3 separate regions of the Homo sapiens genome follow, and all the other regions are linked to region 2. A link is a contact called in ENCODE Hi-C or POLR2A ChIA-PET data. All regions are on one chromosome and are shown on one strand. Each heading gives the region's core, a stretch centred on a gene start or an enhancer-like site at or near the end of the contact. The rest is flanking DNA. Distances are from core to core; before and after follow the strand shown. Region 1 has its middle 220 kb from the start of ACVR2A. Region 2 overlaps KIF5C (kinesin family member 5C). Region 3 has its middle 460 kb from the start of LINC01911.

Region 1 (2,700 bases), core at 28-2,527, 1.4 Mb after region 2:
TGAAAGCTGGCCAGACCAGCAACCTGGTGTGATTTGTAGCAACAGAATAGAAAAATACCTGAGGAATGAGTTCCATGTTTATTTTTTGGGTACTATAATCATTGACAATAAGAGAAGGGGCCATTGAGAACAAACATTATGAATTCAATTTTTCTCATGTGTGGTGGGAGCTTTCTGTGTGGAGTGACCCCCGCATAAGACAGAGCACTCGGAAGTGTGTTGCTAGTAGAGTAGGAAGTAAGCAGAGTGTTATGGGAGAGAAAGACTGCATCAATCCGCAGATATTAGTGAAGAGGGTGTGATTTCTTAAGCAAACGGTGCAGAGAGAGCGCAGAAACCAGAGTCTGCAGATGGTGTGATAGTTAATTTTATGGGTCAACTTTACTGGACCATGGGGTGCCCTGATATTTGGTCAAACATTATTTCTGGGTGTATCTGTTGGGGTGCTTTGGATGAGATCCACATTTGAATCCATAGATTGAGCAAAGCAGATTTTCCTCCCTTATATGGGTGGGCCTCATCCAATCACATGAAGGCCCGAATAGAACAAAAAGGCTAAACCTCCCTTGAGTAAGGGGGGATGCCTCCCACCTCACTGCCTGAGCTGGAACATTGGTCTTTTCCCGCCTTCAGACTCAAACATTGGTTCTTCTTGGTTCTTCAGCTTGCAAGCTTTCTGACTGGAACTTATGCCATTGGCTACCCTGGTTCTCTAGTTTGCTGATTGCCAACTGCAAATCTTGGGGCATTTTAGCCTCTATAATCATATAAGTCAATTCGTTTTAAATCTCTCTCTCTCTTTTTCTATATGTATACACATATATATTCTATTTTATACACACATACATATGCATATATATAGTCTATTGGTTCTGTTTCTCTGGAGAACTCTCATTAATACAGTTGAAAATGGGGTTTTAGGACACATCCAAGATTTTGAAGGATAAGATTTTACCTGTGGGTGGTGGTTGTCAGTGGCAGGAAAAGAGGGCAATGAAAATCCAGTATTAGGTGAGAGAGACATACCAGGAAGATGGGAAAATGTAGACTTGTGGGCAGTGAAAGATTCCAGCTGTGTGCTCCATTCCACAGTCTGTAAGTGTAGAGATTATCACTACTGCATTTTGCCAATGGGAAAGGGAACTAATTAATTAGAGGAAAGGAGGATCTTACAGTATTGGGAAATTTTAAATTTCAATGGAGAAGTTGTCAGAATGTTTCAGAATGAGTCAGAAGGAGCTAAATATTTAGGGGTGCATGGTTTGTGAGCATATGATTCATAGGGGGAATTTTACGTGCTAAAAATATCATTGAGTAAGTGGGTTTTTCTGGTGGTTTTTTTTGGAGTTCAAATTTCCCTTATTAGCAACAAAGCTCTAATATGAAGTGATTATATACTTAGAAAACTATCTTTTAAAGATGAAACTCAAATAATTTTGTAGATGAATTTTAATATGGTAATTTCTTATAATGACCTTTCTTAAATGTACCTTGAGAACAAATATCAGCAGGTGTTGAATGGCTGGATGAAGAGCCTTGTGTCAAGTTCTGAGTAGAGGTTCAGAAAGGAATAAGCAAAGATAGAATCTTTATAATCAAAAGTCCAACTTTCAAGATGTATCAAAATACCTAAAGATTTCTATACCAATTATTCCTCTAAACTCTTTCTAGGGATCGAGCTTACAGTAATAATCCAGAATATGGAAAAAGTCACTGTACAAAGACATTAAGATATTATTAATAAATGTAAAATATAAAAAATTTTGAAAAATAAGAAGCAAGCATTATTCCCATGTCTTGAATAATGTTGAAATAAATTATAGCACACCCACTTAACAGAGTATGCTATTTATATACTATTATGCACCAATAAAATGTTGGCTATGAAGACTATATAATAAATATGGGAAAAGTGTATATATTTGTGTTAAATGGAAAGATTAAGATAATAGCATTTAATAATAAACTAACATTTATTTAGTACCTATTAGCTAATATCTCAATTTTACATTCTTTACATGTTTTAACTCATTTAATTATCACAATCGTACATGGTACGTATTATTATTACTCCCATTTTGCAAATGAAGGAACTGAGACAGAGGTTAAGTAATTTTCCAAGGTTACACAGCTGGAAGTAGAGCCCAGGATTGGAATGCAGGCCATCTGGCCCAGAGATGGGATATAAAATTATGTTTATTGTATGATTAAAACTATCTATTAGGATAAGGTGGAGAGAGAATGTATTGACTTTAAAAGGTGAAAACACTTTTTATATACAACCATATTTCTACAAAGCTGTTATCTTCTATGATGCTCTACTTACCCAGCCACTGAAATAAACATGATCTTGTCAGTCCTGAAAGTACTGAATGGATTGTGTGACTCCTTGGAGGAACATGGGCAGTTGTTTTCTTGGCATTTTAAGAGTGATCTGCAGTGGTCTTAAGTATAATTTACCATTTGTCTTCTCCCTTGTGAATCTGGTTGCACACAATTGGAAACCAGAGGAGGTGCCTGATATTGGCATGGATACACCCAAATAAAACTTTGCAAGTTGATACTACCCTTTGAGGACATTGTGGAGCCTACACTTCAGACTCACACAAGACCATTTTATAAGAATATTATATGACATTTAGTTGTTATTTACAGTTCAGAAGTCATTTTCATCATCATCTTACAAAAAGATTGCCTTTA
Region 2 (2,700 bases), core at 18-2,517:
TTTGATTAAAAAAAAAAAAAAAAAAAGCCCTCTGTAACCTGACACATTATGCATTATGCTTTCTGTTTTGCCTCTAGAAGGCTTATATCAACATTTGGTGCTCAACTGTGGTAATATCTCAGATTCCCGCTACCATGCTCTTTTTTTTCTTCACTCTTCTGATTTATATGTTATAATATTGTAAGCAACCTCACATATTTTGCATAAATCAGCAGGATGTAAGTTACATATAAATAGAAAAATTCTCAGTCTAGAAAGGGGTTATTAAAGCAGATACAAGCAAAGTGGGTGAAAAAGGGAGAAGAAATACGGAACAGAAACTGAATAGAAAAAAAAAAACAGAACAACACATTCTTTTTAAAAATACCACCTCTTGGCCAAGTGCAGTGGCTGATGCCTATAATCCCAGCACTTTGGTTTGGGAGGCCAACGCGGGTGGATCACTCGAGGTCAGGAGTTTGAAACCAGCCCAGCCAACATGGTGAAACCCCATCTCTACTAAAAATACAAAAATTAGCCCGGCATGGTGGCTTGTATGTGTAGTCCCAGCTACTTGGGAGGCTGAAACAGGAGAATCGCTTGAACCTGGGAAGCAGAGGTTGCAGTGAGCCGAGATCATGCTGCTGCACTCCAGCCTGGGTGACAGAGTGAGACTCAGTCTCAAAAAAACAAAAACAAAAACAAAACCACCTCTTCACTGACAAGAAAAAATATTCACAGAACTCATTTGGTATAATCACCCACAGTGGCAAAGCTACACAACTAAGAAGGGCTTAAACAACCCTAGAGGGTGATATTTCTGTCATTTTTAGAAGTCACAGAGAGTAAGATGTCTTTGGGAAGAACATGGCCTTTCTGGTGAAATTTTGGGCTTATTGCCAGAATTAGAAGTGAAAAACCTAAAAGCATGGTCATAGTTGTTATTTAAAATGCATTCTGAGCTGAAAACCAATAGGAGTGCCTGCCTGAATGCCACCACTGAAACTGCCATTTCACTTTCTCACAGGTTCATTTCTCCACGCACGCTATCCCCCTGGTCAGATAAGATCCCCTTGGTCGGATGAGATGGCCGTTCTGCGTGCCTGGAGGCAGAGAGGTGCCAGCACATACCTTGGATTGTGGGATTATGGCCTGACGCAATGTTTGCAGCCAAACCGTGTTGACACAGCAAGCACTAGACACAAATGCAATGGGGCGGCCTCAATAACTCCAGCAGACCATAAAGTGACACAATTTCCCCCTGGAAGGCCTCTCAGTCAAAGCCCCCGATCCCCGCTGGGCAAGATTCAGCAGGTTTTGGCTCATAGTTTGGAAGAAACACGGGGCCACAAAGGAGGCCCCACCTGCTTAGTTTAGTCACCTCAAGGAGAGTGAGAAAGGAGAGGAAAAGCACAGGAACTCTGCCAATGAAGGGTCCTTTCTTTACTAGGATGCAGCGTTCCTCTTCATCCCCAGTTAAGGATCTCTACAGGCCTGTCTGCTGAGAAGTCTTTCCAGCAGGCCCAAGAAACATGGATTCCAGCAGGATGCTCTCATCCATCCTTCCCACTATCTGGATCTTCATATCCTTAGATAAATTCATGGGAGAAAATAGATATAAATTTTAAAGGTAAATGGTTTTGCCCTGAGATAAAGCATTTCTGTCTGTTCTAATCCCAGAGAGACTGAGGAGTCTGGAGAATCTTTAAAACCCAGTCCTGTTGACTCTCTTCCAAGTAGCCACTCACTCACTTAGAGGCAGGGGACTGGACCAACTGACCTGCTCTAGGACTTCCCCTGGCACTCTGCCAAACTGGAGATGGTAATTCAAAGTGGCAACGTGTGACCAGATTTAGGAGGAAATAAAATCACCTTTCTTTAGAAGGGGTGGGGAAAGCTAATGAAGGAAGTTAATTATACAAGGGTTTTGCAAGAAGTATTTAGAGACCGTTTTCACACCCAACTTGGGCTTTTGCAATTGCTTGCAGTGGATTTAAGCTTAATCCAAACAGTACATAGTTTTAGTTTTTCTTTTGCCTTTTTATAATTCAATCCCCACATTATAAGAATTACCAATTGTACTCTACTTATCACTGCTGAATAGAAGTGGATTTATCTCATTGGAGCTTTGGTACAATCTGCTGTGGAGGAACAATTTTAGTTGCTCTGAATTTATGACTCTGAGAACCATGAAGCTGAGGAGTATTAAAGTGGAGGAGCCTACTGTGCTGTAGATGGAATCAGGAATTCTTGCCTCCGGGTGCTCCACAATTCCCTTCTTTGGGTTGAGATTGCCAGTTTCAAAGTCCTCTGCCATAGCAGCACCTACCTACAGTTATTTCTGTCCTCTCTCCCTGCAGTCCCACCTCAGCTGTCTTTTCAGGTCTGTCCCCATGACCACTTTAACATTAGCTAACATGCACGGGGGCCTAATTTTTGCCAGGTATTCTTCTAAGACTTTTTTCTCTCTTCTTTCACATTCTCTCATTCAATCCCAGACAAGCCTGTGATACGGGCACTATGATCCCAACTTCCCCATTCCACAGTTTTCTTAGCTGTCCAATGGCCAAGAATCTTGTCTGGTGTGACAAAGGGGGATTATCTTTATATACTTCAACCAAAACAGCACACCGCAACAGACAGAATGCAGAAACAGCTGGGGGAATCCAGCTGCCATCTATTAAATAACCAGGCATCAAAGAGATTTGCAAAAATGTAAAA
Region 3 (2,700 bases), core at 142-2,641, 1.7 Mb after region 2:
TTTTTGGTCTCTCAAACCTCTGCCAGTTCTTCCAATCATGAGCCAAGAAGTAAACTTAGCAAAATATATTCTTCCATCATCACTGCCTCTCAACTGCCTGAAAGGGTCAAAAGTGATATGACAACAATGTGCTTTTGAACCTGCAAAGTTCTTTAAATAAAAGGCAAAATCCTAATATAATCCTACAGCATTGACATAGGAGAAAATTACTATAATTATGCAAATTAAAATAAGTCAACAAGTTTCAGAACACAATGCACGATAAGTAATGTTTTTAAAAATAACAGTAACTGAGCCTGGTCATTTGCACTTAATAATAGGCTCAGGAGGGAGCCTAGTGTCTGAGAAGAAACAGCCGTGGTAATAGATATATTGTGGTTTTGATAGGTTCTCTCCTGTAGTTTTATTTCTGTATTTGCTTTAGATTATAGAAAGCTCCCAGAGTGCCCTGCTATTGAAATTCCCATCATTCCCAGGGCTTTAATTAAGTCATTGGATTTGACAGAACTTGAATTGAGGAGGCCTACCACTATGTCAGTTTATGCCAGGGTGATATTATCAGGGCCCTGGCAACTATGTGCTCAGGCTTTAACTTACGTATGGAGCTGTCTCGCTGTGAAACATAAGGCACACATGCCTCCATGTGATTTTAAAAGGCATTGAATATGGTCTACTATGGCAGTAAGGTCTTCAAAAAATCCAGAAGACAGGATGATACAAAGTGGATATTTTGGCATCATGGAGCAATGAGCTTTGAAATCAGAAGCACCCAGCCTTAAATCTCATACCTACCATTCATTAGTGGGGTCATCTCAGGAAGTGATCCAAATTTTCAGAGCCATGAATTTCTGTTTTGAAAAATGAGAATAATCCCAGCTATCATGGGAGTAATGTGAAAGTTAAATGTTAAAAGGTCAATAAGCCCTGAGCCTAGCAGGTATGTGGTAGGAGTTTAATAAATATTATTTCCTTTTTATTCACCTAATTTGAAATTAATCATTGCTTGTAGGAGTAGTCTTCCATTTCTTTCCACCTGTGAATCTTTGAGATATAGGTGTTATTTCTTGGTTTTAGAACAAATTTGGCCCTGAGAGCCCAAGGTCAAGGTTGGCTAGGGTTGTAACCATTTTCATTTAATTTTAGAAACAAATAAAATGCCATTTGCAGCATGTTGGCATTGTGGCTTCCCTCTCATGGCTCCATCCATCCCACATATACCTCGCTGAATAACAGGTGTCAGTGTTTTACCCCAGCAAAGCTGGAAGCAGCTGTAGCAACGTGCTAGTAGAATGGCAAATGTTGATCATGTATAGTGATTTGCGGTTTTTCTCTTTCTTTATGAAGCCTCTTGATGCAAACCAGCACCCATTTCCAGAGAAACAGGAAACACACCCATTTCACAATGAGTAATAGAACTTACTTTAGTCCAAACCAAATCTAAGACTAAAGTTTGGGTATACAGAAAGTGTTTGATTTAGCACATGTTGTTCACAGCACAAGCACTTTAAGATCAAAAGTTTCATTTCTTTCATATGTGTTACTTTTTTCTATGCAAGCACAAGACTTTTCCATGTGTTTCATTATTGTTCGGGGAAAAAAAATTAACATGCTGGATCAATGGAAACATTTGTCTACTAATAAGAAAATTAGAAAAGGAGTGAATAGGTCAGGCCTAGTTGGGCTATACACCCTCTACAAAGCCAGCAGACAAAGTTGCTCCCTTTCAGCCCCTAAGAAGAGTATCCAACCTTGTTGAACATTAAGCTTCTTCCTAGTATTTATTCATCTGGATAGAGGTACAATATCCTGACAGGTTAGAGCCAGTCCTGGCCAAAATTGGGATATAGAAAAGCTTGATCCTCTCAGGGTACTTTTCTCACATTGTGGCTTTCCTTTCTTTTTCCTGGCTACCCGGTCATGGAATTCTCTCCTTAGCAGGACCTGGACTCCTATTTTTCCTCTATCTTCCTCCTCTTATAAAAGTCTGATATCCGTCGTCATCAATGTTAATGACTGCCAAACTTCTTCTAGAGATATTTATATATGAACAGAGATAATTCTTTGAACATATTTCCTAAAGTTGGATCTTAAGTAACAAATATATGTGAATAAAATGTTTTTGGGCAGAGACCCACCCTTTCTCCATTATTCAAATTATATCACATGAAATAATAAGATGCCACAGAAAAATGGGGACAGGAGCTAGTTCTTTTATGAACTTGCACTTAAATTGCGTCATGTTAAACTATGATGTATGTTCAGTTAAAAGATCATTAAAGTAGATCCTAAAGTGCATGATGTATTAGCTTATGGTAGAACAACACTCCCACTGAGAACAATAGAAAAATGGGACAAAATATAAAAAGGATGTATTTGAAGAATTTGGTGAACAGTTGAGGTAACTTAGGGGCCAAGTTACTAGAAAAGAAGGTAATTATTGAGAGATGAGTTGATATTTTGTGAGCTGCTTTCCTTCCAGAGATATTTATCATTCTTGGCCAGTGGAGAGAGTCTAAAAATCCTAGAGGGGTTTGCAGCTAAGAGGCAGAGAAGCCAGCAGAACTTCTGATAAATCCACAATGCAAAGAAAACAATTAAAGCTCAGGGTTATGAAGGCTCCTAGGACTTGAGAGACCAAGATGCTGGAGAGAGGGGAGATGCTCGAGGGGCCAAGATGCTAGAGATACCCAACCTTTACAG

The links. A loop is a pair of places that touch in the nucleus more often than their neighbours do. ChIA-PET counts read pairs that join two places held with the same protein, here RNA polymerase II (POLR2A). Pooled maps may share reads with other maps.
Region 1: a pooled map shows a loop between it and region 2 (5-fold over the local background). The contact joins two enhancer-like sites. A Hi-C loop is called at or near these places in 5 of 37 single-sample maps with no recorded cell type and 4 of 50 pooled maps. POLR2A ChIA-PET finds 5 or more read pairs at or near these places in 1 of 52 experiments (activated B cell).
Region 3: a loop to region 2 is called in a map with no recorded cell type, with 7 times the contacts of the local background. The contact joins two enhancer-like sites. A Hi-C loop is called at or near these places in 3 of 37 single-sample maps with no recorded cell type and 2 of 50 pooled maps.

Annotation. Positions count from the first base shown.
Region 1 is chr2:147,627,653-147,630,352 of GRCh38, reverse strand. No RefSeq gene overlaps it. Among named protein-coding and RNA genes, the nearest start is that of ACVR2A, 220 kb to the left of the region's middle. Within about 2 kb of position 1,277, at least 2 of the 41 ENCODE cell types and tissues checked have a DNase peak (open chromatin) inside an H3K27ac peak, as active enhancers do.
Region 2 is chr2:149,019,043-149,021,742 of GRCh38, reverse strand. All of the region lies in intron 25 of KIF5C (kinesin family member 5C), which reads right to left. Among named protein-coding and RNA genes, the nearest start is that of LYPD6B, 18 kb to the left of the region's middle. Within about 2 kb of position 1,267, at least 5 of the 41 ENCODE cell types and tissues checked have a DNase peak (open chromatin) inside an H3K27ac peak, as active enhancers do.
Region 3 is chr2:147,296,647-147,299,346 of GRCh38, reverse strand. No RefSeq gene overlaps it. Among named protein-coding and RNA genes, the nearest start is that of LINC01911, 460 kb to the right of the region's middle. RefSeq lists an enhancer at 1,564-1,673. Within about 2 kb of position 1,391, at least 2 of the 41 ENCODE cell types and tissues checked have a DNase peak (open chromatin) inside an H3K27ac peak, as active enhancers do.